Linked DNA regions of Homo sapiens: region 1 is linked to region 2. A link is a loop called in an ENCODE intact Hi-C map of the cell type or tissue named here. Cell type or tissue: ascending aorta. All regions are shown on one strand. Each heading gives the region's core, and the rest is flanking DNA. Links, peaks and the distances in the headings are about the cores only.

Region 1 (14,989 bases), core at 2,781-10,780, 67 kb after region 2:
GAGAAACCCCATCTCTACTAAAAATACAAAAACTAGCTGGGCATGATGGTGTGCGCCTGTAATCCCAGCTACTCGGGGGGCTGAGGCAGGAGAATCGCTTGAACCTGGGAGGTGGAGATTGCAGTAAGCCACATCCTGGGCAACAGACTGAGACTCTGCCTCAAAAAAAAAAAAAAAAAATCTACTTACTGAGCACCTACTATGTGCCAGGACCTGTTCTAGGCTGTTGGGATACATCTGAACAACAGAGACAACCATTCCCGTCCCTGTGGAGCCTGGATGATGCTGGGGAGAAACAAACCATAAACAACAATATTGTAAATGGGTAAAAAATATGATAAATAGGTAAATAAATAAATATAGAAATCAATAAGTAAATTAGAAAGTGATGAGTATTATGGGACAAGAAAAAGTAGAGCAGAATAACAAGAATGGGAAAGAACAGTTTAAAGTTTAAAGAAGGCGGTCAACGTTCTATATCTTGGTTTTGGGAGTGGTTCCCTGGATGCATTTGTCAAAACTCATTGAACTACAAGCTTAGAATCTGTGCATGTATGTTATACCTCGATACACTTAAGGCCAGGCAGGGTAGGTCATGCCTGTGATCCCAGCACTTTGGGAGGCCAAGGCAGGAGAATCGCTTGAAGCCAGGAGTTTAAGGCCAGCCTGGGCAACAAAGGGAGACCCCCATCTCTACAAAAGTAAAAATAAAAAAATTAGCCAGGCATGGTGGTACACAACTGTAGTCCCAATTACTTGGGAGGCTGAAGTGGGAGGATTGCTTGAGCCGGGGAAGTCAAGACTGAAGTGAGCTGTGATGGTGCCTCTGCACTCCAGCCTGGGCGACAGAGCAAGACTCTATTTCTAAAAAAAGATAAGACCAGACACAGTGGCTTACACCTGTAATCCTAGCTCTTTAGGAGGCCAAGGCAGACAGACTGCTTGAACTCAGAAGCTCAAGACTAGCCTGGGCAACATGGCAAAAACCCATCTCTACAAAAAATACAAAAATTAGTCGGGTGTGGTGGCACATGCCTGGAGTTCCCGCCACTTGGGAGGCTGAGGTGGGAGGATTGTTTGAGTCTGGGAGGTTGAGGCTGCAGTGAGCCATAATTGTACCACTGCACTCCAGCCTGGGCTACAGAGTGAGACCCTATCTCAAAACAGAAACAAAAACAAAAAAGCAGATAAACCTGGTATTTGAAATACAGCTGCCAGACCTCCTTGAGACAGTGAGGTTTCTACAAACTGAGAAGGGGTGGGGACAGAGCCAAGTGGACCCCTAAGGGAAAGGTGTGCCCAGAACAGGAAGCGGCTGGAGTGGAGGCCTTGAGCATAGAAGAGTCTAGAAAGCCACCTGGTGTTGTGAAGACTGGTCATACCCACTTTGGTTGATGAGCGGGTCAGCTTTGATCAAGGACGACAAAATGATGGCACAGTCTCCTGTCCCTCACCGGGCACAGAGGAGGACATCTGGATTTACCCAGCCCTTTGGTCCAGCTGAAGGTCTGTATCAGTCAGTTTCCGTTGCAATAATGCTGTGTAACAAGCTACCTAAAAAATCTCAGTGACTTACAGCAACACGTATTTATGATTCCTGTACCTGGATTTGCGGGCCAGATGTGTGTGGGCTTAGCTTGGCTCCACTGCGTCTGGTTCCACACCATACGTTGAGCTAAGGTTTTTATTTTTTATTTTAAAAATGTTTTAAATTTTTATTATTACTTTTTTTTTTTTTTTGAGCTGGAGTTTTGTTCTTTTTGCCCAGGCTGGAGTGCAATGGTGCGATCCTCCTGCCTCAGCCTTGTGAGTAGCTGGGATTACAGGTGCGCGCCACCACGCCAGGCTAATTTTGTACTTTTAGTAGAGATGAGGTTTCACCATGTTGGCCAGGCTGGTCTTGAACTCCCGACCTCAGGTGATCTGCCCACCTCAGCCTCCCAAAGTGCTGGGATTACAAGTGTGAGTTACTGCACCTGGCCGAGCTCAGGTTTTTAGCAGGAGCCAGCTCCACGTGTCTTTTTTTGTTCTGGGATCATAAGCACATTTCTGATCTCTGTTTGTATCATATCCGCTGAAGCAAGTCAGGTGACAAGGCCAACGTCAACGGGGCCGGGATGTGTACCTGACTCCCAGCAGGAAGTGCTTTGAGTCACAGGGTAGAGAGTGTAGATGCATTACCCAGTTCCAGGAAGGGACACATTGGGAACAAGAATCTAATTGGCTCCAGGATCTCTGATCAAGGCAGGGAGCTCTGACATCCCCCTCTCCCGCCACCTCCCAGCAAAGAAAAGCCCTCCAAAACCCTTGCCTGAATGAGTGATGGAGAGGCATGCTGGGCACCCCAGTGACTGTTCTTGCTCCTGATAAGGGTGCTGGAGTGGGTGGGAACAGGATTGTGCTACTTTATTTATTTATTTATTTATTTTTTGAGATGGAGTCTCACTCTGTCGCCCAGGCTGGAGTGCAGTGGCGCGATCTCTGCTCACTGCAAGCTCTGCTTCTCAGGTTCACGCCATTCTCCTGCCTCAGCCTCCCTAGTAGTTGGGACTACAGGCGCCCGCCACCATGCCTGTCTAACTTTTTTTGTATTTTTAGTAGAGACAGGGTTTCACCGTGTTAGCGAGGATGGTCTCGATCTCCTGACCTCGTGATCCGCTTGCCTCAGCCTCCCAAAGTGCTGGGATTACATTCGTGAGCCACCGCGCCCGGCCAGGGCTGTGCTACCTTAGAGACATGGCACTACCTTTATCCGCCGCCCTGGGTATGGCCTGGATATTCCAAGAGCCCTTCCTACATTTTCTGGATGTGGAATATTTTATGGACATAAGAGGAAGAAACCTTTATTATGTGATGTTGCGCGATCTGACACAGTGGCTTGGATTTAAGAGTTCTAGCCATATCCCTAGCACAAGCAGCTTTCATTTCTAAGCTTTATTGAGCACTGTTTTTTTTTTTTAATTTTAAATAATGACCCATCTACGACTTCTGAACAAAGTGTAATAAAAGTGACAAATATTGGTACACCGTACACGGATTGTCACCTTGGATTTACTGCCCCCCAACATTTTCTGGGAAGTCACACTAGATTTATGCTTTGGGTTTTAATCCATCACTCTATCTTTTAATGCAATATCTAATCTCACTGCTTCTTTTCTTCCTTTAATACGGTTTCTCTGGAGGTGCATTTGCAGAACTGATTTTTATCATTTGCAACGTGTTTAAAATAACGCATTAGCTATAAATCAGAGGGCTTTATTGGGAAGCTTGAAAAGTTGCTTTAAACACAATAAATTTAGTACCTTTGATTCATTCTGGGAAATCTGACAGTAGGAAAAGGAACTGAGGCCCCTTTTAACTCTGGGGACTGGGGAATCATCCTTTCAAGGTGAAAATGGAATACTTTTTCCAGCAGAAGACTTCTTCAAGCTCAAGACTTCCAACTTTCGAGACCAGAATTCAGGAACCGATGTGCCATGTGGGTTGGTAGAATGTGCTAGGAGCCAGGTAAATCTTTTTTTTTTTTTTTTTTTTTTTGAGACAGAGTCTTGCTCTGTCACCCAGGCTGGAGTGCAGTGGCGCAATCTTGGCTCACTGCAACCTCCACCTCCCAGTTCAAGTGATTCTCCTGCCTCAGGCTCCCAAGTAGCTGGGATTACAGGTGGCTGACATCACGCCCAGCTAATTGTTGTAGCTTTAGTAGAGACAGCATTTTGCCATGTCAGCCAGGCTGGTCTCGAACTCCTGACCTCACATGATCCACTTGCCTCCGCCTCCCAAAGTGCTGAGATTACAGGAGTGAGCCACTGTGCCTGGCCTGGAGCCAGGTAAATCTCAAATCTCAGTTCAGCCACTCCCATGCTGTGTGACTTTTGGCTAGTCACACAGCCTCTCTGAACCTGTTTCCCCTCTGTATGCTGAACTGCTTACCTCCAAGGCTGTTGTAAGAATGAATGAGGAGGCCCAGAATACAATAGGTGTTCAAAACATTTTTGTTTACTGAGGTGGGCCCTCAGGGAATCAATACCTCCCTCCCTATTTGGCCCTGGGACTCGGTTCCTCCTGGAAGGAGGGAGGCAGCCTCATCCTTTTCCCAGGCAGAAGCCTCTGGGGTCTGTGCTGCAGCCCTCGCTCCTCCCATAGCATGGAGGGAGTCCACATTCCACCTCCTGCCACATTTCAGAGCCAGCTGCTAGGGATGGCAGGGCTTCCAGACCCCTGTCCCTGCCGCTGGTGCCTTCCCTAGGATGACCTTAGAACTTCCCGGGGTTTCCAGGGAGGTTCTTGCCACCCCTAGTCTCATCTGGAAGAGAACGCATCCCATGCCCCCAGGGCTGGTTAAAAACCCAGGCTGTCTATGAGACCTGTCTTCCTTCTCCACTTCCGACCTGCAAGGAAACTCGAGAGCATCTCCCGCAACCTCCTTGCTGTACAGAGGAGGAAACTGAGGCCCCCACGCTGGGAGGGAGGGGTGCCTGTGTACAAGGCAGGCAGGTGCCACCAGCCCGAAGTCATCACTAGGGTCCTGATGCCCAGCTCCCGACAGCCTCGTGGGGGACCTGGCCAGACAAAGGCAGGATCCAGAAGCCATCCCCCCTGGTCACAGCACACAGCAGCAGGTGCATTTCAGGTCTACAGCACAATATAGTCACAGTAAAACCTGGGAGGGGGTCTTCCACCCTGCACATGTGACATGTACGTGTGTCTATCCCCTTCCCCTCCCCATCTTTTTTTTTTTTTTTTTTTTTTTTTTTTTGACAGAATCTCCGTCTGTCGCTCAGGCTGGAGTGCAGTGGTGCTATCTCAGCTCACTGCATCCTCTGCCTCCTGGTTCAAGCGATTCTCCTGCCTCAGCCTCCTGAGTAGCTGGGATTACAGGCATGCGCACCATGCCCGGCTAATTTTTGTATTTTTAGTAGCGATGGGGTTTCGCCATGTTGGCCAGGCTGGTCTTGACTCCTGACCTCAAGTGATCCTCCCACCTCTGCCTCCCAAAGTGCTGGGATTACAGACGTGAGTCACTGTGCCCGCTGCCCCCGCTCCACCATCCTTAAGGCTCCTACTATGTGCCAGGCTCTGTGCTGAGAATGACATGGCTCAGACCCAGGACCTGCCACTTCTGCCTCTGGTCTCCTGGCTGTCTGAACACAAGAGGTATGCAGGACCCCGGGACCCTTGCACTGGCTGTTTCCCCTGCTGGACAGTTCTTCTCCTGACACCCACTTGGCAAGGAAGTGTCCAGTCTAGGGGAAGGCCAGTCTGGATACAGATGCTCCCAGCTCAGTGGGGACAAGGCTAGGAGTGTCCATGTTCAGAAGTTGTAGATGAGTCATTATTAAAAAAAAAACAAAACAAAAACAATGCTCAGTAAAGCTTAGAAACAAAAGCTTCTTGTGCTGAGGACACAGGCTAAATCCCTAAATTGAAGCCACTGGGTCAGGTCACAGAGGGTCACATAATAAAGGTTCTTCCCGTTATGTCTGTAAAACACCCCACAGCCAGGAAATGTGAGACGGGCTCTTGGAAGATCCCAGGCTGCATCTGGGCAGGCGGATAAAGGTAGTGCTATGTTTCTAAAGCAGCAGAGCCCTGGGGGTTGGGACAGGTTTGAACTGGCAGAGACAGGGTACGGGGAAGGTGGGTTAAACATGGAAGGTGGCTCCCAACACACATGTGAGCCATTAGATCCCTCCATATTTAATCTGTTCGTATTTAACCCCCATGGGATCCATTAGATCCCACCATGTCTAATCTGTATGGGATCCTTCCCTTTCCCCTACCCTTTCCTTCCTGCCTCTCTCATCTTTTCCATGGAGACATCCCTACAATCCCCTCAGCAGGGGCACCAGCAGCCTCTTGTCACCTTCCCAAAGCCTCTGGTTCTTGGGGACATGCTAATGTCACACCTGCTTTGGGAACTCACTCCCAACTGCCCTGGCCCAGAACCCTCCTTCTGTCCTCTCCAACTGTGAAGTGCAGAGGGCAGCCTTGTGAATGGCTCCATTACTGCAGATCCTTACATCTCTCCTGAGAGCTGTGTCAGCTTCTCACCCTGCCCTGGGCCAGGACAAAGTCCAGGAAGAGGCTCACATGTGGCCGCCTTGCCTCCAGGACCGCTTTTCACACGGGCAGCTGGGAACGAGGCCACGTTAGGCTGGGAGCTCCTTCCAGAAACAACACTGATGAAATTAAGGGGGGTAAATGGATCCCAGCATTGTTACCAGCAAGACATTTGGGGAACATAAATTTCACAGGGAATTAGTCACTCTAAACTGCTTTATTTGGTTTCAACTTAGAATAGCACTTAAATTATTCAGCTAGGGAGGGGGAGGAAGGGGGCAGGAAGGAGTTGCCAGGCCCTGTATCAACCTTAAGGAGTCATGGGCGGAAAAGCAGTGACATCTGTCTGGGGGTGGCCGTTGGTAGCTTGTGGGCCGCCTGGATTCCTTCTGAATTTGGTAAAAGCCCCCAGGATGTGAGACGCAAAGGCACGACTTCGCATCAGTAACACACGAGTTTCGTTTTACTCCACGCCCGTGCAGAAGCTTGGGAGAGGTGATGCTGTTATTCCTCCTGTCTTACGAACCTCTCTCTTGACCCCCTACCTACTCCAGCCACTGCCCCATATACTGTTTTGCTTTGCAAAAAAACTCCTCCCTGGCTCCAACGCTCTCTTGCCCTCCATCCACTGCACCCCCACTCTTAACCCCTCCATGAAGGCTTTGCCTGCCCTACTCCAAGGAAACTGCCCCCCCACCAAGGCCCCGTGACCTCCAAGGTAGATTCTTTGTCCTCAGCCCATTTGACTTGGAAGCCACATTGGGCACAGTTGCTCTCTCTGTCCTCCCAGGAAAACTTTCTTCCCTCGGTTTCCTGGCCCCTAAATCTGCTTTGCCTCCTAACCTGCCGGCTGGTTTCTCCTGATTCCTCCCAGTCCCCACCAACCTTCTATCTTTAGGCCCCAGGGCTCGGACCCTGGACCTCTTGCTCTTTCTACTCTCCCTCTCGTGGGGAGCTCGTATGGTCTGATGGCATTAAAACCATCAATTCACCAATGACCCCTAAACTGATATCTCCAGGGTAGATTCCCCTTAAGCTGCAGACTTGTACATACAACTGCGTTTTGGACTTCTGCACCTGGATGTCTAGTTAGGTATCTGAAACTTACCATCTCCCAGAATATGAATTTCTGGACCTCCTCCCTGTACCTGCAAACCACCCCAAGGGACCTCTTCATCTAGTTAATAGCAACTCCACTCTTTCAGTTGCTATCCTGGGCCCAATCCTGGGTGATCTCTGATTCATCTCTTCCTCCATATCTAATCCACATGGAATTCATTAAATCTCTCCATATCCAACCCACATGGGAGCCATTAGATCCCTCCATATTTAACCCACATGGGAGAATCAGATCCCACCATATCTAATCTGCACGAGATCCATTAGATCTCCTATATCTAAGCCACATGGAATCGATTAGATCCCACCATGTCTATTCTGTATGGGATCCATTGGATCTCCCCATATCTAATCTGCATGGGACCCATTAGATCCCCTACATCTAACCCACATGTAACCCATTAGATCCCCCATATCTAATCCGCATGGAATCCATTAGATCCACCCATATATCTAACCCACGTGGAATCCATTAGATCCCCCCATACCTAACCCACACGGGATCAATTAGATCCCCCATATCTAACCCACATGGAATCAATTAGATCCCCCATATCTAACCCACATGGGATCCATTAGATCCCCCCATATCTAACCCACATGGAATCCATTAGATCCCCCATATCTAACTCACATGGAATCCATTAGATCCCCCCATATCTAACCCACATGGAATCCATTAGATCCCTCCATATCTATCCCACATGGAATCAATTAGATCCCTCCATATCTAACACACATGGAACCATTAGATCCCATCCATGCATAAATACATAATCCATCTGCAAGTCCCATTGGCTCCACTTTCAAAATGTATCTAGAATCCAACCTCCTGTGCTCCCATCCTCATCCAAGCCACCACCACCTGTCCCCTAGATTGCTGCATTAGCACTCCCTACGTCCACCTCGTCCCCACAATCTAATCACAGGAGAATGGCCCAAGGAAAAGCCTATGGGGGGGTGTCGGGTTCGTGTCTCTCCTTCTCTGTTCAAAACCCTCCAGAGACTCATGTCGCAGAGCAAAGTCCTTTCCAGGACTGGCAGCCCCCACTTCTGAACTCTCTCCTCTGTGCTCAAGCCACTTCTCCTGCTGCTGGTCTCCTTGATGTCTAAACACATAGAGGCATGCTCAGCCTCAGGGCCTTTGCACTGCTGTTCTCTCTGCTGGATGAGGCTCCCAGACACCCATGTGGCTCATTCCCTCATCTCCTACAGGTCTTTGCTCATCTGTCACCTTCTCAACGAGGCCTGCTCTGATCATTCCAACTTGAAATTCAGCCTCCAAGCCCTGTACGCTACCCCTCCTACCTCCATCAGGCTTTTAGTAGCACAATCTTCTAATATACCACATAGTTTACCCTAAATATTATGTTTGAAAGTTATCTCTGGCTAAGTGCGGTGGCTCATGCCTGTAATCCCAGCACTTTGGGAGGCCGAGGCAGGTGGATCACCTGAGGTCAGGAGTTTGAGATCAGCCTGGGCGACATGGCGAAAACCCATCTCTATTAAAAATAGAAAAATTAGTCAGGTGTGGTGACGGATGTCTGTAATCCCAGCTACTTGGGAGGCTGAGGCTGGAGAATCTCTTGAACCCGGAGGCAGAGGTTGCAGTGAGCTGAGCTCGCACCATTGCACTCCAGCCTGGGCAACAAGAGCAAAACTCTGTCTCAAAAAAAAAATAAAAAAATGCCAGGCGCAGTGGCTCACACCTGTAATCCCAGCACTTTGGGAGGCTGAGGGGGGCAGATCATGAGGTCAGGAGATCAAGACCATTCTGGCTAACATGGTGGAAACCTCGTCTCTACTAAAAAATAGAAAAAATTAGCCGGGCGTGGTGGCGGGCACCTGTAGTCCCAGCTGCTCGGGAGGCTGAGGCAGGAGAATGGCGTGAACCTGGGAGGCGGAGCTTGCAGTGAGCCAAGGTCACGCCACTGCACTCCAGCCTGGGCAACGGAGCAAGACTCTGTCTCAAAAAAAAAAAAAAGATAAAAATAAAAAAACCGAAAATTATCTCTTTCCTCCACTAGAATATAAGTTCCATGAAGCCAGGGTTTTTTACTTCTTCTTTTGTTCTTTTACTTTTTTAGAGACAGAGTCTTACTCTGTCACTCAAGCTGGAGTAGAGTGGTGTGATCATAGTTCACAGAAGTTTCAAACTCCTGGGCTCAAGTGATCCTCTCACCTCAGCCTCCTGAGCGGCTGGGACTACAGGCATGCACTACCATGTGTGGCTTTATTTTTAGTAGAGATGGGGGTCTCACTACGTTGCCCAGGCTGGTCTCAAACTCCTGGCCTCAAGTGATCCTCCCACCTCGGCCTCCCAAAGCACTGGGACTTCCCAAAGTGCCATCATGCCTGGATGAGTTTTTATTTCCTTGCTCCCTGCTGTGTCGTTGGTTCCTAGAACAGTGCCTGACACATAGTAGATGCTCAATAAACATGTGCTGAATGAAAAATCCATGCCATGAGGTGTTGGATAGACTTTAGAACCTGTGATGTGGTTCTGTCTCCAGCTCTGCAGGCAGGTGGCCATGCGCTAGTTTTTTACCCTCAGGAGCTTCTGTTTGCCATTATCCACAATGGGCGGAGCTCCAACAGGCATCTGCAGGGAGGTGAGATGAAATGGGCAAACTGTCTAGCACTGTGCTTGCTGTGTGGCAATATCTCTAGAAACGTGGGGGCCATGGCAGTGGCACATGTCTGTAATCCCAATGCTTTGGAAGGCCGAGGCAGGAGGACCGCTTGACCCCAGGAGTTTGAGACCAGCCTGGGCAACATAGTGAGACCCTGTCTCTACAAAAAATTTAAAAAATTTGTCAGACATGGTGGCACATGCCTGTGTCTAATCTGTATGGGATCCATTGGATCCCCACATCAAACCCACATGGAATCCATTACATACCCCCATATCTAATCTGCATGGACAGCTACTCAGGAGGCTGAGGTGGGAGGACAGATCTCTTGAGCCCAGGAGGTTGAAGTTGCAGTGAGCCATGATTGCTCCACTGCACTCCAGCCTGGGTGACACAGCGAGACTCCGTCTCAAAAAAAAAAAGTTTGTAAACTGTGAAGTGCTGGACAGTGACATGTGGATGGTGACCATGCAGGTCCTTATTTTGGGAGAATCTGCTTGGGTCTGGGCAAGTGAGCCAGGATTAAACCTGCTGGGGGAGGGGGAGATACAAGGAATGGAGCCTGGGGTCCAGAGCTAAAGTCAGGTCACCCAGTCCCTGTGCTGTTAGGTGGGTACCTCGGGGACCCCTGCATCCAACATCAGCCTGAACACGCTCCCTTTCTCCCTTATGCCTTGGGTGTTACAAATATCCCTGCCCAGATGAGCACTCCTTCTACCAGGAGTCTGCAGCTGGATTTCTTGGTGAAATTAACAGGAGATTCTGGGATGTTCTGAGAACCCCAACCTGGGTCCTCTGTGGGAGTCAGGGATGCCCGGGGGCTGTGGGATCCGGAGCAGCTCCGTGAGGCATTCCCAGCAGGAGGCCTGATCAGACCCTCAAGTTGGAGAGTAATTAACTTGCTTAATTAAAGCATGCAGGCATAGGGCTCCTGCGGGGACGCGCTGGGGGGCTACGTGACATCCACCCTAGAAAGAGTTTCATGTGCTGTGGGTACGGCACCATCAGGGAGTGGTGGGGAAAACTAATTAAGAAGCAGGTTTGGGGAGCACAGCCCTTGGGAACCATAGCCTGGCAGGAGGGCTGGGGGCCCGGATGCTGGTTGGGGCACATGGGAGGGTGCATGTCCCTGGAATGCCCCAGCCATGTGGGTTTGGGGTTGGAAGGGAGACAGGCAGTGCCTGCTGGGCTCTGTGGTAGGCTCTGTGGAGCTGGCAGGCTGTTTGGCATCTGCTTCATCACATTCTGTTCCTTGAAATGCCAGGGCAGCCCTCCTTCCTCCTGAACTACAGGACAAGGCAGCTGAGCTGACTGTGGGAGGTGGAGAAGGTGCCTGGGTATGCCGGAGCCTCAGGGTGTGAGAGTCACTTCCCTGGACCAGGAGGGTGGCTCCAGAGAGAGCCACACAGCAGCCAGCCCCCCACCCAGCACCGGACTCCTGCCACAGGCCACGTGCCCTGCCGGCTCCACCTTGAGACCTTGGTCCCCGCTCGTCCCTTGGGTGGGGACACTCCCTGTGCTCTGCCTGCCCTTCTGCATCTCCACAGAAGCCCTGACCACTGTCCCATGCTGCCATCTGCTGACCCCCAGGGCCCTTCCCTCAATGCTCTGCACGCCAGGGGCTGGGGGGCGGTGACTTCTCATGCAGATTGTAGCCCCTGGGGATGCACCTGCTGAGGCTGGCTGTCAGTCATTCACTCAGCAACTGTCCTGCATCTGCAGTGTACCCAGCTGTCTTGGGTACTGCAGATGGCAGCGAGGAAAACATTGTTTCTCCTCCTGCAGGAACTCCATCCTCATGGGCTGGGAGGGGCGGGAGAGGGGAAAGGGGAAGGTTGTGTCCGGTAGTGCTATGTGCCACATTAGGGTAGGAAGGTGGCATCAGGAGTGGTCAGGGAAGACCATTCTGTGCGGGGGGGGGGGCGGGGGGGGGCGGGGGGGGGCGCGGTTCATGAGCTGAATTGCATCCCTCCCAATTCATAGGTTCAAGTCTTAACCCCCAGTACTTCAGAATGTGGCTGCATTTGCAGATACAATCCTTAAGGGGATAATTAAGTTTCATTGGGGGTCATCAGGGTGGGCTCTAATCCAACAGGACTGGTGTCATTATAAGAGGTGAGGACATAGACACACATAGAGGGATGACCATATGAGGACACAGAGAAGACGGCTGTCCACAAGCCAAGGACAGACACACAAGTCCTGTTGTATCAATCTTGAATTTCTGGCCTCCAGAATGGTGAGACTAAACATTTCTGTTGTTTAAGCCCCGCAGTTTGTAGGACTTTGTAAGGGCGGCCCCAGGAAACCAACACAGGGATCTCTGAGTACAGGCTCTGGGCAATGGGAGAATGAGCCTGGGGGCTGCCTGGGAAGTGTTCCGGGCTAAGGCCTGAGGTGGGAGCTGCTGGGGTGTTCCGGGACCAGCCAGGAGGTGACTGAGGCTGGAGCTGGAGTCAGGCTGCAGGGAGGGGGGTGGAGGCTGTGACCTGCCTGATGGGTTCCTGGCACCTCAGGATTGCAGGGGCCAGGACCCAAGCAGAGGGATGCAGTCCAGCAAGTGGGTGAGGTGGGCGGGGCTCAGACACCAGACCAAATTGAGGACTACCTAAAACAGGTCCTGGGCGGAAGCCGCTTTCTATAAGACATGCCCATCCCTGTGCCATGTCAGTTTACCGTTGCTATGGCAACACCAGGAAGTTACTGCCCCTTTCCATGGCAACAGTCCTGACAACCAGGAAGTTGCCACCCCTTTCCTAGAAATCTCTGCATAAACTGCCCCTTAATTTGCATATAATTAAAAGTGGCTATAAATAGGGCTGCCGCACTGCCTCTGAGCTGCTGCTCTTGGCACACTGCCTATGGGGTAGCTCTGCTCTGCAATAAATGTTGCTGTCTAGGCTGGGCACGGTGGCTCATGCCTGTAATCCCAGCACTTCTGGGAGGCCGAGGTGGGCAGATCACCTGAGGTCAGGAGTTCCAGACCAGCTTGGCCAACATGGCAAAACCCTGTCTCTACTAAAAATACAAAAAAAAAAAAAAAAAGAAAGAAAGAAAGAAATTAGCTGGGCATGGTGGCATGTGCCTGTAATCCCAACTACTCAAGAGGCTAAGGCAGGAGAATCCCTTGAACCCTGGAGGTGGAGGTTGCAGTGAGCCAAGATCACGCCATTGCACTCCAGCCTGGGCGACAGAGCAAGACTCTATCTCAAAAAATAAAAATAAAAAACCCAAACAACAACAACAACAACAAAAGTTGCTGTCTAATGCCACTGTTTTGCCCTTGAATTCTTCCTAGTCCTAGCCAAGAATGTTGTCAGTCATTTACTCAGTAGCCATCTAGCCCCTGCAGGGCACCTGGCTGTCTTGGGTTCTGTGGACGGTAGGGCTAAGCCCCAACTTTGGGGCTCACCTGCCCTGCATCACAAGGAGAATATTCCCGGGAGACCTCCAGCACGAGGCCACTGCTGCATGCCCCAGGTGACTGTGGGTGGTTGAGGCAGCAGTGGCCCTGCCCATGTGAAGCCAGGTTCTGCCCAGAGTGTGTGCCTGCCTACATGTGCACGGCCTCAGCCTCACAAAATCTACCCGCTCACATTCATGGTGAGCCCTATCCAGTGGAAGAGCTGGGCTCCATGGACAGGGAGCTCCTCGGGGGAGGAGCTATGAGAACACAGGCCCAACGTGGGGTACAGGTTGGAGGATTGGGGAGCTGGGCAGAACAGAGCCTGGTACAGGATGGGGTTAGGCCAGCGGGGCCTACAGACAGGTGCTGGTTTAATCAGACTAAACCCTCTCGAGCTGCTTCCTTCCAGCCACAGACTGTTCTGTGTCCACACTGACCTGAGGCCCGGGTTCACCTTCTGGCCATGGTGGGGAGATGCTGGGCGCACCTAGGTCTGCACGGCTGCTGTCTGTGACCATGCCTTCTGAAAAACCCACCTTGAGAATTGTTAGTCCACACTGCACCTTTTTTTTTTTTTTTTGAGGCAGAGTTTTGCTCTTGTCACCCAGGCTGGAGTGCAGTGGTGCGATCTCGGCTCACTACAACCGTTGCCTTCTGGCTTCAAGCGATTCTCCTGCCTCAGCCTCCTGAGTAGCTGGGATTACAGGCACCCGCCACCACGCCTGGCTAAGTTTTTGTATTTTTGGTAGAGATGGGGTTTCACCATGTTGGCCAGGCTGGTCTCAAATTCCTGACCTCATGTGATCCGCTCGCCTCGGCCTCCCATAGTGCTGGGATTACGGGCTGAGCCACTGCACCACCCGGCCCAAACTGTACCATTTTGTAAGCCCCCTGCCATTTCGCAGACTTTGGTCAAAGTGAAACATCTCACGGGGGTTCGGGCGGTGAGGTGAGAAACAGCCCGCCCAGCTGCCTGACTTGATCACATTCTGTTGGGAAAAAGTCCGAGGAACATCACTATCTCATTCTGTGGGAACAAGGGTCAAACTGCCTCATCATGGGAACGTCTTATAAACATCTTCCCAGGCTGCAAGCCACACTGCCCAGACCCCTCCCGTGCATACCTGTAAGTACCGCAGCCTGTAGGTGATGGTAGGCACTGGCATTAAGCCGGTGCCCCACCTCTGTAGGTCTTATGCTGGACATAAAGCCTGCATTTGCTGTAGAGCCTCCACGCTCTTTCTTTAACCCTCACCTTCCCTTCAAAACCTAATAAGAATGATCTCCCAGGATCCTCCCCACCACGCTGGCCTCCTGGTCCCTCTTGTGTGCTGGGCAGTTCTGGGCCTTGGGGTGGTTCAGAGCCCTCCCGATTGGCTAAGCATTTCCCCTAATCTCTATCACATTCTCAACTCCTAAACAGAATCCGGCTTCTCCGGGAAGAATTGGCAACTGGCTGGATGGGAAAACACAGCTCGAGTCTCAGATGCATCTGGGAATCACCTTGTCTGGGGCCTGGCTGTCTCTTCCCTGCCGTTCGTTGGAGCCTGCCCTGGGCTGTTGCCTGGGCTGCAGGGATCCTGAGCGGCTGAACCAGGAGGAAACTCTGTCCGGATCCTCCCTGGGGGCCCTGGTATGCAGCTCTCATCAGCAGCCCCAGCCCCGCTCATCACCACTTCCCTCCAGACACATTGGATCTCCACTTATTTGGTCTTTGGTTTCTCTCAATAATATTTCACAGTGTTCTGAGTAGAAGTCTTATGTCCCTTAG
Region 2 (14,989 bases), core at 2,949-10,948:
AATATGTGTTGATCACCTCCTGTAAGCCAGGGAGTGATCTCTACAAAAATTTGTTTGTAGAGACAGGGGTCTCACTATGTTGCCCAGGCTGGTCCTACACAGCTTCCAGCCTCATCCTGCCTGGAGCTTGGAGGGGTGCTAGGTCCTGGGCCCCAGCCCTTCCCTCCAAAACCCTGTGTTCTCCTGGTTTCCCTTCTGCCCGCTAGTCGGGGTTTCCCTCCTTTTTCCTGACTTTCTCTCTAATGTTGTATCTCAGAGCTCAGTGCTGGGAACCCTGCTGTGTCACCTGTCCCTAAAGGATCTCTCTCTCTCCAGGAGGTCACCTTGCCAGTAAGCAGCTCAGGAGAGCTGCGGCCACCTCTCACCTCCACAGCAGAGCTCTCTGAGGTGGCACCTGTCCATGTCTCGGCTGTCGGTCCCTCCAAGACTCAGAGCCACCTACCCAGAACCCACTGTGCCATGCCTGAGCTTACTCATCATTCACTCTCCCTAGGATAGGGTCCTAATTTTGTCCCGGAGAGCCATGGACCCAACTAAACTATATTTTCCAGTCCCCCATATGGCTAGGGGTGGCTGATGAGATTAAAGCAGAAGTTTTGGGTGAAATTTCTATGAAATTTCCTTAAAAGACAGGCAGCTTTTTCCATCCCTGGCACCTGTAGTGCCAGCTACCTGAGGCTGAGGCAGGAGGACTGCTTGAACCCAGGAGTTGGGGGCTACAGTGAGCTATGGTCACACCACTGTACTCCAGTCTGACAATAGAGTGAGACCCTGTCTTTAATAATAATGATGATAATGATGTTGGGGCCACCATCCTAACCCAAGCCCCTCTCTTGTCTGGTGAGCTTGATGACAATGGTTTCCCAACTGGCTTCCCTCCTCCCTCCATCCTCCCCAAAGCTGCCAGAGGCATAAGTATCTGACTTTCCAGGCATAAGTATCCAGGCATAAATACTTTCCAGGCATAAGCGTCTGACCCTGTCATTGCCGTGCTCCAACACCTGCTGTGGCTCCCCATTACCCAGGAAGAAGTTCAAGCTCCCCATTGAGTTTATGAGAATTCCAGACCTCTCCATGTCCCTTTCTGCCCTCTTCCTCCCCATCTAAGCCCTAGTCCCATCCTGTTCCATAGAAATATAATGTGAGCCACATATGTAATTTTTTTTTGAGATGGAGCTTCACTCTGTTGCCCAGTCTGGAGTGCAGTGGTGTGATCTTGGCTCACTGCAACCTCCAACTCCTGGGCTCTAGCGATTTTCCTGCCTCAGCCTCCTGAGAAGCTGGGATTACAGGCCTGCATCATCATACCCAGCTAATTTTGTATTTTTAGTAGAGATGGACTTCCACCATGTTGGCCAGGCTGGTCTTGACCTCCTGACCTCAAGTGATCTGCCTGCCTTGGCCTCCCAAAGTGCTAGGATTACAGGCATGAGCCACCACGCCAGGCCCCACATTTTAATAATATATTTTTAGTACACTCCTTCTAAAATATTATCATCTCACTATGCAATCAATATAACATTTAGTAATAACATATTTTACCTTCTTTTTTTCTTTGTTCTATGTCTTCACCGTCTGGTGTGCGTACTTTCCTTTTATAGAGCATTTCAACATGATCTGTGTTTAGATTTTGTAAAATGTACAGTTTAAAAAATAGATATACATATTCGAGTTGTACCAAACATAATTAAAAGTCTTCCAGTGACTGAATTAAAGATCCGTGTTTAAATTTTAATTTTAACTAATTAAAATAAAATAAAATTTAAAATTCAGCTCCTTGGTGGCACTAGCCTATTTCAAGTGCCCAGCAGCCGCCTGTGGCTGGTGGCTGTGGCATTGGATGGCACAGCTCGGCCTCTTGACCGGCACTGACCACGCTTACCTTTCCTCGATGATGGAAGCCTTCTGTGCTTGCATCGCGCAATGGTGTGTGGCGTTTGAGCACTGAGGAACTTAATTTTTAATTCTGTTTACTTTTCACTGATTTAAATTTAGGCTGGGTATGGTGGCTCATGCCTTTAATCCTGGCACTTTGCAAGGCCTAGATGGGAGGATAGCCTGAGCCCAGGAGTTTGAGAGCAGCCTGGGGAACACAGCGAGACCCTGTCTCTACAAAACAACAACAACAACAACAACAACAACAACAAAACCAAGTTAGCTGGGTGTGGTGGTGGGGACCTGTAGTCCCTGCTACTTAGGAGGCTGAGGCAGGAGGATTGTTTGAGCCCAGGAAGTTGAGGCCGCAGTGAGTGGTGATTGCACCACTGCACTCTAGCCTGGGCAACACAACAAGATCCTGCCTCTGAAAACAAAGAAAGAAAGAAATGAAATAAAATGAAAATCAGCTTAAATGGCCACATCTGGTCAGTGGCGCCCCCTGCTGGAGAGAGCAGGCCTTGTCATACTGAGCTTCTGGCATTCCCCACACACGTAGTGGCCCTCTCGCCTCTGACCGAAACATTCGAACCTCACCCTAGTCTTTCTCTTGGCTGAGTCGCAAACATCAATTAGCTGTTAGGGGATGGCCCAGCTTGCCTCTGTAGTTCCCCATTCCAATAATTACATGTTTATTATAATAAATTGTTTAATTTATCTTCCCAGGTAGAGGGTGAGCGCCGTGAGGGCACAGACCAAGGCCATCTTGTTTATCACTGTCTCTCCAGTGTTTTGGGAGGAGTACACAGTGGGCATTCCAGAAGACTTATTGAATGAATGAATGAATGAGTGAATAGCCATGAATGGACAAATGAATATTCATAAAGGAATACATATTCATGAATGATCAAATGAATATCCATGAAGAAATGAATAATCATGAATGAGTGAATGAATGTGAATGAATGAATGAATGTGAATGAATGAATGTTCATGAATGAATGAAGTGCCACACTGCCTGGGACCCCACTGTGAGACAGTGTTCTTTGTGGTTGAGCATTGCCTTTCTCTTCTTTCTCTTCTTCCTCCCTTTTCAGGCCAGCAAATTCCCAACACCATAGTGATAGCTGCTATTTATGGAGCACTTAGAATGTGCTAGGAGCAATGTTTAGAACACTTGATGTCCATTAGCTTATTTCATCCCCATATCAATCCTGTAATGAGGGTAGGATTATTCACGGCATTTTAAAGGTGAAGGAGCTGAGGCACAGAGAGGTTTAGTAACTTGTTCAAGGTCACACACCCAATAATTGACAGAACCAGAGCTAGGCAACCTGGCTCCAGAGGCCACGGTCAAACCAACTACAAGAAGTGATTTTCCAGCTGTTTGGATCATACAGTAAGAAGTACGTTTTACATTCAGCACATTACCTCCCCACCCACGCCTGAAAAAAGTTTATAAAGTATTGCTTACATTATCACATGGAAAGAATCCTGGTGTGTTCTATTCTAGACTGTTCTTTTTTAAAAAAAAAAAATTATAGATGGGATCTCACTATGTGGCCCAGGCTGGAGTGCAGTGCTGTGATCATAGCTCACTGCAGCCCCAACCTGCTGGGCTTAAGCCATCCTCCCACCTCAGCCTCCTGAGTAGCTGGGACTACAGGTGCACGCCACCATGATCGACTAATCTTTAAAATTGTCTATAGAGATGTGGGGGGTGGGTGGGGGGGGTCTTGCTATGTTGCCCAGGCAGGTCTCGAACTTCTGGCCTCAAACGATCCTCCTGCCTTGGCCTTCCAAAGTTCTGGGATTACAGGCATGAGTCACCACACCGGACTTAGATGGTTCTATTTTATTCTATCTCATTTAAGAAGATGCTGGTTCTGACCCCACCAAAGCTATTTCATGACCCATTCCACTATACTATTTTTACAAACCTTCTAGTAGAGAACATTTCAAACACACAAACGTGGAGGGAAAATAGAGGCCTCCTCCCATGTGACCTTATCACTCACCAGCAATTTTCAGCATGTTTTTGTTTTTTGTTTGTTTTTTGAGATGGAGTCTTGCTCTGTCACCCAGGCTGGAGTGCAATGGCGCGATCTCGGCTCACTGCAACCTCCGCCTCCCGGGTTCAAGCGATTCTCCTGCCTCACCCTCCCAAGTAGCTGGGATTACAGGTGTGCACCACCATGCTCGGCTGATTTTTGTATTTTTAGTAGAGATGGGGTTTCACCATGTTGGCTAGGCTAGTCTCACACTCCTGACCGCAAGTGATCCGCCCGACTCAGCCTCCCAAAGTGTTGGGATTACAGGGGTGAGCCAACTTGCCCTGCCAATTTTCAGCTTGTGGTCAATCCTGTTTCTTGCTAACCCTGCACACTTCCCCACCTGTGAGTTTTGCAGCATCTCCCAGACTTGATATCATTGAATCTGTAAATGTTTCAATCCTTGTCTTAGTGTGCAGGAACTGCCGTAACAAAATACCATAGACTGGGCAGCTTAAAAAGCAAACACTTGGCCGGGTGTGGTGGCTCACGCTTGTAATCCCCGGCATTTTGGGAGGCCAAGGCGGGTGGATCACAAGTTCAGAAGTTTGAGACCAGCCTGGCCAACACAGTGAAAGCTCATCTCTACTAAAAACACAAAAATCAGCTGGGTGTGGTGGTGGGCGCCTGCAATCCCAGCTACGCGGGAGGCTGAGGCAGGAGAATTGCTTGAACCTGGGAGGCGGAGGTTGCAGTGAGCTGCGATTGCACCACTGCACTCCAGCCTGGGTGATAGAAATAGACTCCATATCAAAAAAAAAAAAAAAAAAAGGCAGACACTTATCTTCTCACAGTTCTGGAGGCTGGACATCCAAGATCAAGGTTCTGCTAAGACTGATTTCTTTTTTTTTTTTTTTTGAGACAGAGTCTTGCTCTTGTTGCCCAGGCTGGAGTTCAGTGGCACCATCTTGGCTCACTGCAACCTCTGCCTCCTGGGTTCAAGTGATTCTCCTGCCTTAGCCTCCCGAGTAGCTGGGATTACAGGCACGTGCCACCACGCCAGCCTTTTTGTATTTTTAGTAGAAATGGGGTTTTGCCGTGTTGGCCAGGCTGGTCTTGAACTCCTGACCTCAAGTGATCCATCCACCTTGGCCCCCGAAAAAGAGCTGGGATTACAGGCATGAGCCACTGAGCCCAGCCCTTCTAGGGTTGATTTTTCTTTCCCTTCCCCACTTCCACCTCCCCTCCCCTTCCCTCTCCTCCCCTCCCCTTTCTCCCTTCTTTTAGGAGACAGGGTCTTGCTCTGTCACCCAGGCTGGAGTGCAGAGGCACAATCATAGCTTACTGCAGCCTCAACTTCCCAAGCTCAAGGGCCGCTTCTCGCTATGTCCTCACACGACTTTCCTTGGTGCCTGTGTGCAGAGGCGCACTGGCATCCTCTTCCTTTTATAAGGACACCAATCCTATCAGATCAGGACCCCACACTCATGACCTCATTTACCTGAATTACCTCCTTATAGATCTCATCTCCGAATACAGCCACACTAGGGGTCAGGCTTCAACATATGAATTCAACTTACTGAATGTCTGGACACAAACATTCAGCCTGTAATGGTCTGTACCAGTTTTAGCAAAGATGTCCTCCCTCAGTGGGGAGAAGATGGGGATATCAGGTACTTAGAGGGCTGGAGTGAAGAGGACAGACAGAAAGGTGCTAGGGTCTGGCCATGCATGGTGGCTTATGCCTGTCATCCCAGCACTTTCGGAGGCTGAGATAGGAGGATCGCTTCAAGCAAGGAATTTGAGACCAGACTGGGCAACATAGTCAGACCCCATGTCTACAAAAAGTTTAAAAATAAGCCGAGGACGGGCTCGGTGGCTCACACCTGTAGTCCCAGCACTTTGGGAGGCCGAGGTGGGTGGATCACGAGGTCAAGAGATAGAGACCATCCTGGCCAACATGGTGAAACCCGGTCTCTACTAAAAATACAAAAATTAGCTGGGCATGGTGGCGCATGCCTGTAGTCCCAGCTACTCAGGAGGCTGAGGCAGGAGAACCGCTTGAACGCAGGAGGCAGAGGTTGCCGAAAGCGTCGTGCCACTGCACTCCAGCCTGGCAACAGAGTGAGACTCCGTCTAAAAAAAAAAAAAAAAAAGCCGGGCATAGTGGCATGCACCTGTAGTCCCACCTACTAAGGAGGCTGAGGCGGGAGGATCACTTGAGTCCAGGAGTTCCAGGCTGTAGTGAGCTATGATCGCACCAGTGCACTGCAGCCTGGGCTACAGAGTAAGACCCTGTCTCTAAAAGAAAAAAGGTGCTAAGGTCTGCTCACGAAGGTCTGGTACACCTGGAGAGGAGGAGAGGGAGGCAGGGGAGGTAACAGGCCCTGTCTGTAACGCCAGCTGTAACAGAGAGCTGTCTGCGGAGCATTCTGGGGTGTTAAGGGCCCCTGTGCTTTGTGCCTGAGAGGGACTGTACTCATGGGCTGGAATGAAGACCTCAGGAGACCTGAGCTCCTGTTCCCCAGGATCACCACATGGCTTAGGCAAGCTGATTGTCTTTCTGACCTCAGTTTCCCCTCCGTAAAACCAGAAGTTTCAGATCAGCATGCCCAGCTCATCGATTCCTGGATTTCCACCACTGCGGCTCAAGATCAGGGCTTGCACACAGGCAAATGCCAGCAGGTCTCTCCAGGTTGTGCGTTTTTATTTTTTTAGAGACAGTACCTCACTGCAGCCTTGACCTCCCAGCCTCAAGGGATCCTCCTGCCTTAGCCTCCCAAGTAGCTAGGACTACAGGTGCATGCAACGATGTCTGGGTACATTTATTTTTCTTTTTTGTAGAGATGGGTGGGGGAGGGTCTCACTATGTTGCCCAGGCTGGTCTTGAACTCTTGGCCTCAAATGATCCTTCTGCCTTGGCCTCCCAAAGCACTGGGATTATAGGCATGAGCCATTATGCCAGGCCCTCTGGGTTGTTTCTGGGAGGATGGAGGGATCCAGTGTCTTAGGGGAGGAAGTTGAGGGCCACCTGGAGCAGGGCTGGAAGGGGGCATAGTCCTTGCTGATGGGGAAGATTACGTTAGAGATGGGGGTGGGGAGTGGGGGAGGGGGTTAGCAACCCCCTGATGGGCCATTCTGATGAAAAGTGGAGTGTTAAGACCAGGTCCTGAGGGGGTAGGAGAAGGGGTCAGGGACAGCTCTCAGAGGCAGGATTGGCTGAGGGACGTCCAGGGCCAGGTGGCCTTGTTTCAGTTTAAAGGTGTCCAGGGCTGTGCTGGAGCCCGGAAAAAGCCGCCTACAGGCAGCGTTGAGTCCCTGAAGCTCTGTGGATGTGACGTCTGGCCGAGAAGGACGGCTGGCACAGGGCACTCCCTGTAGCAGGGCAGATGGAGAATTCAGCGAGAGCCAGAACTGAGTGCCAGATGGGCCTGGAGCCGTGTCAGCCTGCTGAGAATCCCCGGAGAGCCGACGGGCACCAAGCCCAGTGTTGTTGAAATGTGGCAGGACAAGGTGACCCCAGATGGCCGGCAGGCTTGAGGGTGAGGAAGAGGCTGGCAGATGGGCCAATGGTGGGAGAAAGTCTGTGCTGTGATTTCAGCTGGGTTCCCCAAACTCGCCCCCGTGCTTGCACACGGCCAGCAGGTACGCACACCTGTGTAGGTGTGCACACCACGGTGCGACCGCAGACACGCAGACACCTGGGGCGGCAGGCCTGCCTCCGCCTCCAGCTCTCACCACCGACATCCTCTGTTCCTAGAGGTGTGTTGTCCTAGAAATCCCTTTGCCGTTCGAGGATTTCTTGGATGCTGCGGCCAATTTTCATTCCTGCCACGAAGCTTCTCCGCAGACCCTGCCAGGAACATCTCTTTTTCATTTATTTCGGGCACAGGAGAAGCAGCAAGAGGAAGAACCCTGCAGACGTCTCCGTGGTATTTTCATCAACACGGCAGCCTCCTGAGCACGTACACCCTGAAGCCAGGGCCTGGCTCCAAAGAGCGGTGGGACCAGAGCCCCTCGCGGGGAGGCAGGGAAGCTGTGTGGAGGGGAGCACACCTCCCTCCCTCCCTCTCTCCTTCCCTCCCTCCCAGATCTGGCCCTTAGCACCTGCCTGACTCCCATGTCTTCTGTCCTGTGGGGGCAGGGGCCATGACTGGGTGCTCCACCTTTGTAGCTCCAGTGCCTAGGATGGAACCTGGCCCACTGGGTTGTGTTAGTTCAGGTCCTTTGGAATCAGAAGTCAAGAGAGATTTTATTTGGGGAATCACCTATATAGTGAATTAAATAATGTCCTTCTCAAAAGTTTATGTCCACCCAGATCTCAGAATGTAACTATTTGGAAACAGGGTTGTATTAATCCATTCTTCCCCCTACTTTTTTTTTTTTTTTTTTTTTTTTTTTTGAGATGGAATCTTGCTCTGTCACCCAGGCTGGAGTGCGATGGCGCCAACTCGGCTCACTGCAAGCCCTGCCTCCTGGGTTCAAGGGATTCCCTGCCTCAGCCTCCCAAGTAGCTGGGACTACAGGCACCCCCACCACACCCGGCTAGTTTTTTGTATTTTTAGTAGAGACAGGAGTTCACCATCTTGGCCAGGCTGGTCTTGAACTCCTGACCTCGTGATCCACCCACCTCGGCCTCCCAAAGTGCTGGGATTACAGGCATGAGCCACCACGCCTGGCCTGTATTAGTCCATTTTGTTTTGCTATATGGGAATACTTGAGGTTGGGTCATTTATGAAGAAAAGAGGTTTATTTGGCTCACGGCTCTGTGGGTTGTGCAAGCACAGCACTGGTGTCTGCTTCTTGTAAGAACCTCAGGAAGCCTCCAATCATGGCAGAAGGCAAAGTGGGAGCAGCCAGGTCACATGGCGAGAGAGGGAACAAGAGAGTGAGGAGGAGGTGCCAGGCTCTTTTTACCAATCAGATCTCACAGTAATTAATAGAGCAAGAATTCACTCATGACCATAGGGTGGGCACCAAGCCATTCATGAGGAACCCACTCCCACGACCCAAACACCTCCCACCAGGCCCCACCTTCAACATGGGGAATCATGTTTCAACATGAGATTTGGAGGTGACAAACATCCAAACTATACAACGGTCTGTGCAGGTATAATTAGTTAAGAATCTCAAGGTGAAATTATCTTGGATTTAGGGAAGACTCTAAGACCAATGACAGGTGTCCTTAGAAGAAGAGCTTAGAACACTGACATGCACAGAGAACAAAGCCATATGACAAGACAGACAGGGATTGGAGCAATGGGTCAACAAGCCAAAGAACACAAGGATTTGCCAGCAGTCACTAGAAGCTAGAAGAGACAGCCAGGCATGGTGGTGGCACATGCTTGTAGTCCCAGCTACTCGGGAGGCTGAGGCAGGAGAATCTCTGGAACCTGGGAGGCGGAGGTTGCAGTGAGCCGAGATTACACCAAGATTGCACTCCAGCCTGGACATCAAAGCGAGTCTCCATCTCAAAAAATAAAATAAAATAAAATAAATTTAAAAATAGGCCAGGCACGGTGGCTCACGCCTGTGATCCCAGCATTCTGGGAGGCCGAGGCGGGTGGATCACCAGGTCAGGAGATCGAGACCATCCAGGCTAACATGGTGAAACCCCGTCTCTACTAAAAATACAAAAAAACAAAATTAGCCGGGCATGGTGGCGGGCACCTGTAGTCCCAGCTACTCGGGAGGCTGAGGCAGGAGAAAGGCATGAACCCGGGAGGTGGAGCTTGCAGTGAGCCGAGATCACGCCATTGCTCTCCAGCCTGGGCGACAGAGTGAGACTCTGTCTCAAAAAAAAAAAAAAAAAAAATCAGCGCAGGGAAAGGATGCAGGGGGCAGAGTCCAGGAGGATTCAGCACATGGAGTTTCCAGTTGTCCCGTCCTTTGGAGTCATGGCTAGCATTCCCAACAATGATGCGTGACGACGTGCATGGAGTATTGCTAACCAGGGCAGCTCACCTGAGCCTTGGTGTCCAGTTTTTACTGGGGCTTGGTCATATAGACATGGCTGATGCCTGATGTGGCTGACAATCCCCATCCCCTCTGGAGGTCAAGCTGATGCTGTGTAGCCCAAAGCCTCCACCATAAGTCATGTACGTTGTTAGATTGCATAGCCCCAGGCCCCCAGGTAAACGAAGACATTCTTACCAGACAGGATGTTCTAAGGGCTTAGAGCTCACCTCCCGGGAGCTGGTGGTAAAAGCCATACCACTCTTTGGATAAAGTTAATTCTTTTTTTATTTTTATTTTTTATTTTAATTAATTAATTAATTTTTGACACAGAGTCTCGCTCTGTCACCCAGGTTGGAGTGCAGTGGTGCAATCTTGGCTCACTGCAGCCTCCACCTCCCAGGCTTAAGCAATCCTCCCACCTCAGTCTCCTGAGTAGCTGGGATTACAGGCACCCGTGACCACGCCCGGCTAATCTTTGTATTTTTAGTACAGACAGGGTTTCACCCTGTTGACCAGGTTGGTCTCGAACTCCTGGCCTCAAGTGATCCACCTGCCTCGGCCTCCCAAAGTGCTGGGATTACAGGCGTGAGCCACCGTGCCTGGCCATCTTTTATTTTTATTTTTAAATTAATTGTTTATTTTTTGAGATGGAGTCTCACTCTGTCACCCAGGCTGGAGTACAGTGGTGTGATCAGAGCTCACTGCAGCCTCCAACTCCTGGGCTCAAGCAATCCTCCTGCCTCAGCCTCCTGGGTAGCTGGGACTACAGGTCCACCACCATGTCTGACTGATTTTTAAATTTTTTTTGTAGTGATGATATCTTGCTATGTTGCCTAGGCTGGTCTCAAACTCCTGGCCTCAAGTAATCCTCCCACCTTGGCCTCCCAAAATGCTGGGATTCCAGGCGTAAGCCACTGCACCTGGCCTAGGATAAGGTTAATTCTTTACTACACACAAGTCAAGGGACCTCAAACAAGATACTAAAACCTCTCAGCACCTCAGTGTCCACATCTGCAAAATGGGCATGTGAGCACCTTCCTTCTAGTATTGTCAGGAGGGGGATTATGCAAAAGAGCATCTAGGAAAGGTTCCAGTCCAGGGCCTGCCATACAGCAGGCACTCAATGCACTCTTTTTTTTTTTAACGGAGCCTCATTCCGTCGCACAGGCAGGAGTGCAGTGGTGCAATCTCGGTTCACTGCAATCTCTGCCTCCCGGGTTCAAGCGATTCTTGTGCCTCAGCCTCTTGACTAGCTGGGATTACAGCCGCCCACCACCACACCTGGCTTATTTTTGTATTTTTAGTAGAGACATATTTTTGTGATGTTGGCCAGGCTGGTCTTGAACTCCTGACCTCAGGTGATCTGCCCGCCTCGGCCTCCCAAAGTGCTGGGATTACAGGCATGAGACACCACACCCGGCCAATAAACTCTTGTTCAATGAACGAATGAAGGAAGGTAGGGAAGCCCCCAGCCTGGCCCCTTACACAGGCTAGTCCTTTGGAAGGGAAGGCGGCCCCTGGAGAGCAGTGCTGGCTCAGCCTGCTGCCTGATTCACAGGTGACTCATCCCCAGCTTTAGGACAAGATCTAAGGGGCCTTGGCTGGGTGCGGGGTTCTTAAAAGGTGAGCTGACGTCCCAGTTGCAGAGTAAGAACTGAGCTCATTACGTGTGGCCTTTTTGATGAATTATAAAAAGCCTGAGCCTCATGCTGAGAACGCAGAGAAGGGATGTGAGGCCACCAGCAGATGTATACATTTTATTTCTGAAGTGAGAGGAATTCTGGCTTTACTGGGAGAAGTAAACTTTGTGCAGAATGACTGAGCAGGCTGAGGGCTGAGAGGTGCCATGCCACAGTCAGGGCCCCGTCAAGGAGAAGGCAGTGGGGCCAGGTGTCATTGTGCCTTTTAGGAGACAAGTCCAGGGCTGTGTCATCTGCTGGCAGTGAGAAGTCAGCTCTGAGCTCCTCCCCGAAGGTGGTTTTTCCTTTTTCTACTTTGAGAAATGTGCTGGCAGGCATGGATTTTTTTTTTTTTTTCTAGACGGAGTCTCGCTCTGTCACCCAGGCTGGAGTGCAGTGGCATGATCTCAGCTCACTGCAACCTCTGCCTCTCGGGTTCAAGTGATTCTCCTGCCTCAGCCTCCTGAGTAGCTGGGATTACAGGCACGTGCCACCACGCCCGGCTAATTTTTGTGTTTTTAGTAGAGACAGGGTTTTGCCACATTGGCCAGGCTGGTCTCGAACTCCTGACCTCAGGTGCTCTGCCTGCCTCAGCCTCCCAAAGTGCTGGGATTACAGGCGTGAGCCAGCTTGCCCAGCAGGATTCAAAGATTTTCTATTTGTGATTGGTTAAGGAGGCAAGGCTTTGTCTAAAAAATTGTGGACAGGGCCTGACATGGTGGCTCATGCCTATAATCCCAGCACTTTGGGAGGCCGAGGTGGGCAGATCACTTGAGGTCAGGAATTCAAGACCAGCCTAGCCAACGCAGCGAAACCCCATCTCTACTAAAAATACAAAAATTAGCCGGGCGTAGTGGCACGCACCCATAATCCCAACTACTCAGGAGGCTGAGGCAGGAGAATCACTCAAACCCAAGAGGTGGAGGTTGCAGTGAGCCGAGATCACGCCACTGCACCCCAGCCTGGGTGACAGAGCGAGACTCCATCTCAACAACAACAACAAAAAAGAAAATTGGGGAGAGTAGAAAAGAATGTTAGCTCTGGTCTGTGGGTATGACCTTCTCCAGGCCCCTCAGGAAGAAATTTAGAACAAAGAACTGTCAGAGTTCAGTGCTCAGTTCCCCCTTATCTGAGGTCTACCTGCCAGCAGCAGGTCCATTTGGCAGGAGCCCAGGTTTCTGAAAAACTCAAGGACATCTTTGGTTCCCATCAGGAACTAAACATCTTGTGATTTCCTTGGCTATTGCTTTAAGCTACTATTACCTTTTTGGTTATCAAGTTGCTCATTTACTGCTCAGGACTAGCTAGGTGCCTGAACTTTCCCTTGAAGGAACTCAAGATTTTCCTTTATTTCCATGCTTGGAGGGGGAGGGTGCCCACCAGGCCCCTAATAGGGCCTCTGCTTTATCGCATCTTCAGGGAGGGCTTTCTAGTGGGCCCGTAGCCAGGAGGACAGGTCCTCCACGACCCACCCTCAAAGTCCATGCCTGGCCTGGCATGTTAGCTCATGCCTGTAATCCCAGCACTGTGGGAGGCTGAGGCGGGCAGATCACCTGAGGTCAGGAGTTCAAGACCAGCCTGGCCAACATGGCAAAACCCCGTCTCTACTAAAAATACAAAAATTAGCCGGGTGTGGTGGCACATGCCTTTTAATCCCAAGAATTGCTTGAGCCCGGGAGGTGGAGGTTGTAGTGAGCCGAGACTGCGCTACTGCACTTCAGCCTGGGCAACAGAGCAAGACTCTGTCTCAAAAAAAAAAAAAAAAAAAAAGTGAAGGTTGCCAATAGGATTTGTGAATAGATTGAAGGTGAGGTTTGAGAAAACATGAGAGAGGTCGAGAGGTCGAGAGGTCCAGGGTCTCCCTGAGGTTTGGCCTGAGACACCAGAAAAGTGGAGTTGCCATCAACAGAGATGGGAAGGCTGGAATGAGGAGGTGCGAGGGAACAAAGCTGGAAGACCAGTGGGTCCACAGGTGCCTATGGGGAGACGTTTCAGGAAATAGGAAGAGGAAGTGGAAGATCCAGTGATCACCACCACCCACTGCCCACTACCATCCTTCTCTGAGCTTGTCTTGTTACCAAACCAAATTGAGATCCTCTCACCCAGCACAGTAACGCTAAACATCCACACCACAGTTTGCAGTGGGAGAAGTGAAGGCATTCATTGCGGGGCTCCAAGCAAGGAGAGGGAGGTTACAGTCAAAGCTGTCAATCAATACATGGAAGTTATACCTTGGTTTCACCTAAAAAGGTGAGACATCTCAAAGCAGGAGCCCACAGGCCATAGGAGGATTCAAAGATCTTCTTTTTTTTTGTTTTTTCTTTTTTGAGCTGGAGTCTCACTCTGTCACCCATGCTGGAGTGCAGTGACGCGATCTCAGCTCACTGCAACATCCGGCTCCCAGGTTCAAGTGATTCTCCTGCCTCAGCTTCCTGAGTAGCTGGGATTACAGGCCCACCACCACGGCTGGCTAATTTTTGTATTTTTAGTAGAGATGGGGTTTCATCATGTTGGCCAGGCTGGTCTCAAACTCCTGACCTCAGGTGATCCGGCAGCCTTGGCCTCCCAAAGTGCTGGGATTCCAGGCGTGAGCCACCACGCCCAGCCAACCTTCACAATTTATCCAGAATCTACTCATTTTTTTCCACCTCTACTGCTCTCACCTGGTCTGAGTCATCACCATCTCTTGCCTGAATGATTGCTGTTGTTTCTGCCCTTGTGCTCACCGTCTAGTTTCAGCACAGCAGCCTATTAAGACCTAGGTTGATTAGGCCACACCCCTGCCCCAAATCCTCCAGGTCTCCCAGTCTCACTTAAGGTCCCTGACCTGCTCCTGTCCGACTCCTTGACTTCACTGCTTGTTCACTGTGGCAAGGGGACCTTATAGGCAGCAGGGGGTCCAGAATGTGGGAAGTCCTGTCATGCTAGAGATGCCCATCCTGAAATCAGACGCCAGAGTAGGGATCTGGGCTTGAGGTACAAGGTGGTGTGGGATATAATGAGGTTTCTCGTCAAATAATCTGATCAATCTTTTATCCTTTATCCATAGTACCCGCCCCCCCCCCCACCTTTTTCTCCTTTTTTTCCTTTTTGCCTTTGTTAGATGTCCAGGCAGGCCACAGTACCAGGCGTTATCAGTACCAGCTCACATTCCTTTCCTTATTTGGAAAGAAGACTAACTTTCTTTTCTTTTTTTTTTTTTTTTTTTTGAGATGGAGTCTCGCTGTCGCCCAGGCTGGAGTGCAGTGGCGCGATCTCGGCTCACTGCAAGCTCCGCCTCCCGGGTTCACGCCATTCTCCTGCTTCAGCCTCCTGAGTAGCTGGGACTACAGGCGCCTGCAACCACACCCACCCGGCTAATTTTTTTCTATTTTTAGTAGAGACGGGGTTTCACTGTGTTAGCCAGGATGGTGTCGATCTCCTGACCTCGTGATCCGCTCGCCTCGGCCTCCCAAAGTGCTGGAATTACAGAGTGAGCCGCCGCGC

What was found. A loop is a pair of places that touch in the nucleus more often than their neighbours do. Peaks named below come from ENCODE experiments on the same cell type or tissue, not always from the same donor. Only the 100,000 strongest peaks of a DNase experiment are listed, where the experiment ranks them.
Region 1: a loop joins it to region 2, with 3 times the contacts of the local background. A loop is called at or near these places in 29 of 110 quality-filtered maps.

What each region holds. Positions count from the first base shown.
Region 1 is chr7:98,751,694-98,766,682 of GRCh38, reverse strand. No RefSeq gene overlaps it. Among named protein-coding and RNA genes, the nearest start is that of TMEM130, 110 kb to the left of the region's middle. RefSeq lists a silencer at 11,263-11,312 and enhancers at 11,673-12,200, 12,201-12,731. In ascending aorta, for the core only: no CTCF peak of the experiment used is centred there; DNase peaks (open chromatin) are centred at 5,095, 6,112 and 6,382; H3K4me3 peaks cover 747 bases; H3K27ac peaks cover 4,875 bases.
Region 2 is chr7:98,819,229-98,834,217 of GRCh38, reverse strand. No RefSeq gene overlaps it. Among named protein-coding and RNA genes, the nearest start is that of TMEM130, 43 kb to the left of the region's middle. RefSeq lists an enhancer at 7,501-8,076. In ascending aorta, for the core only: a CTCF peak has its summit at 7,180; a DNase peak (open chromatin) is centred at 7,287; H3K4me3 peaks cover 356 bases; H3K27ac peaks cover 3,294 bases.